Regions from separate parts of the Mus musculus genome. Here region 2 is linked to region 1. A link is a loop called in an ENCODE intact Hi-C map of the cell type or tissue named here. Cell type or tissue: heart. All regions are shown on one strand. Links, peaks and the distances in the headings refer to the core of each region. The heading gives the core; the rest is flanking DNA. Region 1 holds the start of Sort1 (sortilin 1). Region 2 overlaps Sort1 (sortilin 1).

Region 1 (4,391 bases), core at 300-4,299:
ATAGTCTGTGATCTTATAATTTTAAATGTTTATGTTGGTAGGCAAAGATGATAGTAATTAATGCCCTTCATACCTTTCCTGTGAGCATGACTGTCCTAACTAAACACATTGTGGTGGTTCTCTGCAACTCAGACAGCTGTAGCCTGAGATACTGGACGATTAATTCAGACTAGTCCAGCTCCTCCCAAGTGATTAGTAGATGTTAATACGACTGGAAATCCATTTTAAGTCTTTGAGTGGGTTGGTGTTGTTGGTTAGTTGGTTGGTTGGTTGGTTGGTTAGTTGGTTGGTTGGTTGGTTGGTTGGTTTTTGAGAAAGAGTTTCTCTGTGTAGCCCTAACTATCCTGGAACTAGCTCTGTAGCCTAGGCTGGCCTTGAACTCAGAGATCTGCCTCCCGAATGCTGGGACTAGAGGTGTGCACCAGCACTGCCTGGCCCTTGAGTGTCTCTTAAGGAAACATACACTCTTGCTTCCTTTATATGAGAACACTGCTCATTGACCATCAAAAGACTCCTGGGGCTACTTCTTTGTGTCTTAATGGACAGTCTGGGAAGAGTACCCTTTTTATGAAGTTAAGAGCTGCAAAAAAACTTAGAAAGGGGACTTAAAAAAAAAAAAAAAAAAAAAGAAATGGCCTTGGTTTTGATCTCAGTTGCAATGAGAGTTACATACCTAAGCTGTATAAGAGAATTGTAAAATTCAGAAGGAGTTTCTGTTGGACTTTGGAATGCACTATAAACTGGAGCTGTTCCCATATGGCTGCGACTCATAGTCATTCCATTTGAACCTCCTAACACTCCTAACAGATAAAGAGCTAGGTCATTGGACATAGAAAATTAAGTTGTTGCTGGAGAGATGGCTCAGTGGTTAAGAGCATTTACTGCTCCTCCAGAGGACCCAGGTGTGGTTCTTAGCACCCACATGGCAACTCACCATCATCTATAACTCCAGTGGCAGGGATGCACTCTCTCCTGGCCTCCTCAGACACCAGGCATACACCTGCTATGTAGACATGAAGACAATATCCACAGGAGTTTTAAAAATTAAAAATTGTTTTAAATTAGCAAAAACCTGTTGGGACTTGATCTCAAGATTTTCAAGGTTTCAGATCACCAAGTCTTGAGTAACCAGCAAGTCTCAACAGCAATTTGAGATGTGGTTTGCATTGGCTGAAGCATGGCTAGTCCTCTAGTCAATTGCGGTTCATTTGATGGCTTAGGAATTATTTGCTGGGCTTTGTGTAATCTTTCATTAGGAAATTGTACTCTGATACTAAATAGTAGTAATATGGTAGCTGATTTCATACAAAATTCAGTGTAGTGAAAAGTAGCGTGTGCTGAAACACATTTGAAAACATCAGTTCAGCAAAGGAAGAAGTTTTGCCCACACATACAATGAAAGCAACTTGGGTTTATTTTCAACATTCTGCAGATTTCTACTGATGTTAATCCTGTTATGATGTTAATCCTGTATCATGTGAGATTTAGCCCCTGGAATCTTGTATCAACTTAGTCATTGTCTTACGGTTTCACTGCTGTAAAGAGACACTATGACCAAGGCAACTCTTATAAGGACATTTAATCAGGGTTGACTTATAGGTTCAGAGGTTCGAGCATGGCAGCATCCAGACAGGCATGGTGCAGGAGGCCTTTATCTGAAGGCCACTAGAGAAGACTGACTTCAAGGCAGCTAGGATGAGGTCTTAAAGCCTACACCCACAATGACACACTCCAAGGCCACATCTCCTAACAGTGCCACTCTCTGGCCCAAGCATATTCTAACCACCAGTCATTTAAGAATTTTATTGGGAAGCTGTCATAGCTGTGAAAGGTCATCTGTAGTCTCCCACAGTCTAAGAAAAGTACCTCTAGTGGGAAAAAGAGGCAATCATCTCTAATGTGTATGAGTGAGTGTGTGTGTGTGTGTGTGCGCGCGCGCACGCACATGTACCCAAGTATATATGAGGAGCCTGAGGAGGTCAGAAGAATGCATTGGATCCCCTGGAACTGGAGTTACAGGTGGTTGTGAGCTGCCACGTGGGTGCTGGGATCTAAACCCAGGTATCCTGTAAGCTCTTAACTGCTGAGCCGTTGCTCCAGGTCCAGTACTGCTTTTAACACTATAGATTAATGCAGATGTGGAAAAGAATACGTTGCTTTGAAGAGGTGTGTCACTCAAGAATATACAGAGAAAAAAGCGAAGGGAAAACATAGTGTAGCCCTCCAGCTTACAGTCCCTCCTATTGCTAAGGCAGGATGTCTGTATAACTGAGAACAGTAAGTATCATTATCTGCTATAATTACAATGTGAATAATTCAAAGAGATGGTTACTTTTCTTTAAATGTTGTGTTCAAGAAATGATCTTACATACAAAAAGGTATAGCTTTGTGATAATTACTTCATATTGATATTTTTGCTTGGGAGGCTGGTGAAGGAGGATCAAAGACTCTAAGCCACCCTGGGCTACAAAAAAAGACTCCCCAGTTCAACAAACTGACAAAATCTAAACGTTAATGGAACTAAATAGCTAAAAGATGTATCTGGTAGTTTCTCCAGCAGGTAGCACTGTTGAGTTAGCTTTCTTCTTTCCCCATAGTAAGACAATAGACCATTCATCTTTGTCACCCAAACAAAGAAATATTCCTTTGTAGCCCCCTTTTTCCCCTCCGTAACTGGTCACATGCTACTGTAACTGACTGCCTTGTGATCTAATCCATACTTGACACGAATTAAAAATAAGTTGTGCTTAAAAATAAATAATGTGGCGTTTATATTTCTGGAAAGAAAACACACTCATCAGTTTTTATCTTGTTCAGTGGCTCAGAAACTGGAGGGCTTTTCTGTTGATTTGCCATCCTGTTCCGCTTTCCAGAGCTTCACAGCTCCCTTCTTACTGTGGTTTTGGGGAGAGGAAAAACTCCCGAGTACGTAAATAGTTTTGTTTGTACTATTCCGTGTGCATACTCGGGTAGGCCTGCCGTTTGAGTTTACTGTTAAAGTTAAAAGTAACTTCCAATGGCTTCCACTCTGGTATAACATTTTGCATACTTTGTATCTTTTTATCTGGCTTCCTGAGTTCCGACTGAACAACTTGAAATGTTGGGAAGAGGTGGAGTGAAGTTAAGGATTTAGAACTGGTTTTACCAGCACTGCATGTTCTAAAAGTTGTGTGAGCAGCTTCTGCGGTGTAGGGAACAGTGGGGAGGTTATTTGCTGGAGGTGGGTATTCATTTAGGAGGCATCATATTCAGTGAGGGAATTGGTGTGATGCACTTACTGCAGGGCTAAGGGTGCTTTAGGTAACTAAAATCAGAATGTGACTGTACTAAAATGATAATATATAAAGTGGGCTTTAGGCAATTCTCTTCCCGTATACCTACACTTGGTGGCAAAGCTACCTACATTTCCAAGTCCGCAGAAGCCAAAAAGTACTTTCGCCTCTTGACTACCTCCCTGCAGATGAGGAAGGTGACTGAGGCCAAACATGTTGGAAAGACTTCTGCGGCTTCCATGAGACACGGGTGTAATGATGTTCATCTGCCCCATAGGATTTTCGCATTCACCTTCTTGGCTCCTTCAGCAGACAATGGGCGAGCCAGCGAGCCGGGGTTAAAATCCTAATGTACCAGTTTATGTCGGAGCCCCTTTTCCAACTGAGAGTAGTAGTTCAGGGATTCCCTGGCTTTCCCAGGCGCGGTTTCCACCGAAGGAAATTTTTAGGAGCGTTTGGAGGGGGGTTGGGAGGAGGGTGGAGAAGGCGGCAACGTGACCCAACCCTAACCCGAGGGTCTCCGGAAGCGCCGCCAACCTGCAGGCTGAGCGGGGAGGGGAGAGGGGTAACCCCTAGGCCAACTCCGGGAGCCCAGCCCGCAGACGCCGAGCGACGGTGGAGAATGACCTCAGCCGTCCCTGCCACGTTCCAGCCAATCAGTCCCGCATCTTGGCATCCGAATCCAGGACCCCCGAAGCCGGAGGCGACGCGAGCCAATGAGGAGTGGGCCGGGAAAGAAGGACAGGCGGCCAGCCTATTGGGGAGGAGAGGCCCGGCTGCGCGTATCCAAGCAGCGCGGGGCCGAGCTCGGGGGTGTGGCGCAGCGCCGGCGGGGGTGGGCGGGCGCGCCGGGTGGCAGGTGTCAGCGGCGTCTGCATTCGGCAGCGATGGAGCGGCCCCGGGGAGCTGCGGACGGCCTTTTGCGCTGGCCCCTCGGCCTCCTCCTGCTCCTTCAACTGCTGCCTCCTGCCGCCGTCGGCCAGGACCGGCTGGACGCGCCGCCGCCGCCCGCGCCTCCTCTGCTGCGCTGGGCCGGTCCGGTCGGGGTGAGCTGGGGGCTGCGCGCCGCCGCGCCCGGGGGCCCCGTCCCCCGCGCTGGCCGTTGGCGCCGCGGCGCGC
Region 2 (4,391 bases), core at 168-4,167, 55 kb after region 1:
ACACTGGGCCTGGCTTGAGCTGCTGAAAGCCCCAAAGCCTACCCCAGTGACACATTTCCTCCAACAAGGCCACACCTCCTCATCCCTGTCAAGTAGCACCACCCCCATGGACCAAGCATTCAAACACATGAGCCTGTGGGGGCCATTCCTATCTACACCACCACAGCAGGAAGTCTGTCTAGGAAGAACTGCAGCAGCTTGGTGTGGGTGGGGAGCAACAGCAACTGGCTGCACTACTACGGACCTGTGCTTGAGTGGGATCTTGGTGACCTGAGTGACCTGAGGAGGACATCCCTTTGTGAACATCTGTGAGGAAAGAAAATGTGGAATCAGCAAGGACAGAGACACCCCAGGCCCCCTGAAGATGAGGAGAGTGGCAGTGTGGCCGGAGCCCTGGGAAGCATGGGAGGTGGGCCAGAATGGAGTGGGATGCTGTAGCCCACAGGCTTTTATTCTTCAAATGGGCCGTATTATGACTTAGCTCCACTGTGACAGAACAGGTATAGCTGTGAGTATAACTGCAGGCTTTTCCGCTCTCCCCCGAGTTCCCCAGGATAACAACTGAGACTTCTTATATATGAATAAATGCCTAGGCCAAAAGCTTTGGCTCATTTTCTGCTAGCTCATAACTCAATATCCTGTTTAAACTAGTCTAAGTCTTGCTTTATAGCTAGTTAGCTTGTCTTCAGTTTCATGTGACCATCTTCCTCAGAATTCAGGGCAACCCCTTCCCAGCCCCCAAGCTGGACTCTGCCCAGAAATCCTCTCTCTGAACCGGAACTTCCACCACCCCATTTCCTGCCTAAGCTATTAGGCCAACAGCATTTAATTGACAGGAGATGCATCCATACGTTGCATAAGAGATCCTACATGAGAGAAGGCAGGGGTGGAAGCAGCAGGAAGAGCAGCCGAAAGGCTCTCAAGCATTCAAGGGGCAAAAGAGGAGCTGGAACCAGGCTGTTAGCAGTGGATGAGGGAGAAGGGAGGAGGTTTTTATGTATGTACTTAAATGTATTGCCAGCTGGGTGAGCCTTAGACGTCCCTTGTGAGACGAAAAAAGTAAAACTGCAAGAAACTTTCAAGTCTTTGTATAAATGGCAGGGCTGCTTCCTGCCATAGCAAAGGCTATTGGAGGAACAGGTTTGTGGGAGAAAAAACAGAATTCACTGTGTTGGCTAAGAAATGCCTACTATATATCTGAGATGAAATGTCAAATTGGCATTCATATTTATGAATCTTCCCAAATTACATGGTATTTAAAGCCATGTGACTGGGTGTGTTCTTCTGAAGAATGAGGAGGTAGAGAAGAGATGGGAGAATTGAGCAAGCCCTGAAGCACCTCTCCACTGAAGGTTGCAAAGAAAAGAAGAATCTAGCTGAGAAGCCTAGGTGGAAGGAAGGGGTGAGATAGGGGACATCAGGACACCGTGCTGCTGCAAAAGCCAGGTGAAGACAGTGTTTCCGGAGTCAGTGGTGGCCAGTTTGGCAAACTCAAGTGAGATGTTGACTTACAGTGAACTCTGAGAATTACCCAATGGGCTGGAGGGATGGATCGATCAATATGATCGCTTTCATTGAAGTAGTGGGGTTAAAGAGGGAACTGGGGATGGAGAACCAGATACAGCCGTGACCACTGAGCTGTGCCTGCTGGTCTCTAGCAGCTGATTTAATTAGCAGAGACTAGGATTTAATAGCCTTCTTAGCAGACCCCTTTGCCAGCCAGATTCTCACAAAATTATAGGAGTTTTGGACTCTTTGATCTTATTCTAGCCTCCTTCATTATGGCTATGGTGAGAATTCCTTAGAAGCATCTCTCATCTTAACCGTTGTCCCCTGTGGTCTCCCAACATGGATTTCATCTTTATCTTTTAGACCATCAGGTATCTAATCCTTTGGATCAATTATCTAAAGCCACGGCTATCTTAAAGGCACAGAACATTTAAGTGCCAATCAAATCATCATTTTGAGAATTTCAAGCAAGTATTTGCAAATGGTAATAGAGCCAACCTAGTGATGGTCCATTTTCATCCTTAGCTCTGTGGAAGGAGATGGAATGCCAGCCATTAGGAGTACTATACCAGAATGAAGGAGCCAGAGAAATGCAGAAGAGAATTGGCAATTTGCTGCAATTGTACCCACTGAGGAAATGATTATTAATATAACTGTTTTAAAAATGTTTCTATTCATGTCCTTGACATGACACCTTCACAGAAAATTATAAAATTAAATGTTGGTACATTTATTCTAGGACACAACAAGAAGGATCCATGTGTCAACAGACCAGGGGGACACATGGAGCATGGCACAACTTCCTTCTGTGGGACAGGAACAGTTCTACTCCATCCTGGCAGCCAATGAGGACATGGTCTTCATGCATGTAGATGAACCTGGAGGTAAGAGCCGTTTAGTGCCCACCCTTCAATTCACCCTTGAATTCCTTTTTATGTGTTAAGTTTTCCTCTTACCCTGGAAGAAGTTTATCCTGGAGAGAATGTGCTGCATCTGAAAGGCTGCTTGTTCTGGTGCCTAGGGTAGTGTGTGAGGGTAGTGAATGCTTTAGAGCAGAGCTTCCCAGAGCTGTGGGTACCTGTTCAGTAGTTATGAGTTGCAAGCTTGTCTGTGACCAGGGAAAACCAGGAAATATTCAGGAGGCATTTTTGGCTTGTTTGCTGTTTTGTGGAGACAGAGACGGACTCATTCCATACTCCAGATGATTTCAGACTCACAGTGCTCCTGCCATAGCCTCCTGAATGCTGGAGTTACAAGTATGCACCACTTTGCCCACTTTAGAAATGCATAATCATTTGATAAAGCAATTTTATGTCTTCTAAACATAATGCTAAAAAGTTGGGGCTGACATTTTGTTTCTTTCCTAGTCTACTTTCCTGATGATAAATGTTTTTAAATAAAACTATCTGTAATACATTGTGATATATTGGAATTTTTAAAAGATCCGTCAACAAAGACGGTTTGAGAAGTATTCTAAAGCGCAAAGACTTAGAACTATGAGGTGGGAATCTAAATACAATGCATTGCTGGCACAATATACCTGAGAAGGGCTTTTCTGATCATGTCAGGCAGCAGATGCGTCATCTCCCATGTTCCAGCCTCTAAGTCGGATGCTAGAATTAAAGACAAACTTGAAGACTTTGTCTTACTGTGAAGGCGATTAAACAGATGTGCCGGGCTATGCAGTCATGACTAGAGTACGGTTTTGTTCTCTGTTTCCTCCCACGTCTCAGTGTTCCTGTTTGTTTGCTCATATCAGATACCGGGTTTGGCACCATCTTTACCTCTGATGATCGAGGCATTGTCTACTCCAAGTCTCTGGACAGACATCTCTATACCACCACAGGCGGGGAGACGGACTTTACCAACGTGACTTCCCTCCGTGGGGTCTATATAACAAGCACGCTCTCAGAAGGTGAGGCTCGGCTCAGCTCTGGCTCCTTCAGCTCAGTGGGCTAGGGTTTGAGGTCTACAGGGGAATCCGATGGTCCTTCCCCCACCATGTGCTTGCCTAGCCAACAAGCCTACCCTTTTTACATTGTGGCTTCATCATGTAAAGAAATTATGCTAGAAGCAGCAGGCAGAGCAAAGCACAGTGGGAAGAGGGGTCCATATTGGCCGGTGTGCAATGTGAGTCTTCTGTATTTGGAGGGCCAGGCCTAGCGGACTGAACCTGAACTTGAATCAGTCTATTTCTGTGTAGAGACTCTAGTACTAGGCCAGCCAATGTTCTCTAGTGTTCTGCTGTAAGGCTCTCTGTGCTAAGGCCTGTGTTAAGCACAGGGAGCTAACACATTACTGCCAAGGACAGAGACCCTTAAAGCCTCTGTGTATGTATGTTTTGGCAGGAGGTAAGGGCTGTTTTTCTTCCATATGTGACTTGCAATGGCCTGTGAGATCCCACGCGACAGTGGTTCCTCTTTCCTCCCTGACCTCACTTCCGGCTTTCTCCTTCATTTGCTCTGTGGCACTCACACTATCCCCCAACAGTCTTCAGATGGGCCAGGTACACACATTCATCCTTCACAGATCTGCCAGGCAGCTCCATTGCCTCAGATGTCTGCCAGGCACAGCGCTTCTTCCGGTCTCTGCTTCTGTGTTACGTTCTGAATGGGAATTACCTGTATTAGCCTATTTTAATTCACATCTGCTCCCATGCTCGTACACGTTTCCAGTCCACCTTAGATGTCCCAAAGGTTTTCACGAGTACTTAGTCTATGTCATTTGCTCTGCATCCTGTGTAATTTCACAGGTGCACCATCTCTGTGTCTGTTTCATCCCGCTGGAATGAACACTTTATACGCTTTTGCTGCTGCTGCTGGTGGCGGCGGTGATGATGATGGTGTGTGTGCTCCCCCTGCCTCTGATTAAAGGTGCGCACC

What was found. A loop is a pair of places that touch in the nucleus more often than their neighbours do. Peaks named below come from ENCODE experiments on the same cell type or tissue, not always from the same donor. Only the 100,000 strongest peaks of a DNase experiment are listed, where the experiment ranks them.
Region 2: a loop joins it to region 1, with 2.4 times the contacts of the local background. A loop is called at or near these places in 11 of 42 quality-filtered maps.

What each region holds. Positions count from the first base shown.
Region 1 is chr3:108,279,982-108,284,372 of GRCm38, forward strand. It overlaps Sort1 (sortilin 1), which reads left to right and starts at 4,083. Exons shown (of 20, transcript NM_019972.3): 1 at 4,083-4,391. The coding sequence starts at 4,160. In heart, for the core only: a CTCF peak has its summit at 2,558 (motif pointing right); a DNase peak (open chromatin) is centred at 4,000; H3K4me3 peaks cover 1,233 bases; H3K27ac peaks cover 1,685 bases.
Region 2 is chr3:108,335,543-108,339,933 of GRCm38, forward strand. It overlaps Sort1 (sortilin 1), which reads left to right. Exons shown (of 20, transcript NM_019972.3): 9 at 2,249-2,393; 10 at 3,269-3,424. Among named protein-coding and RNA genes, the nearest start is that of Mybphl, 27 kb to the right of the region's middle. In heart, for the core only: no CTCF peak of the experiment used is centred there; no DNase peak of the experiment used is centred there.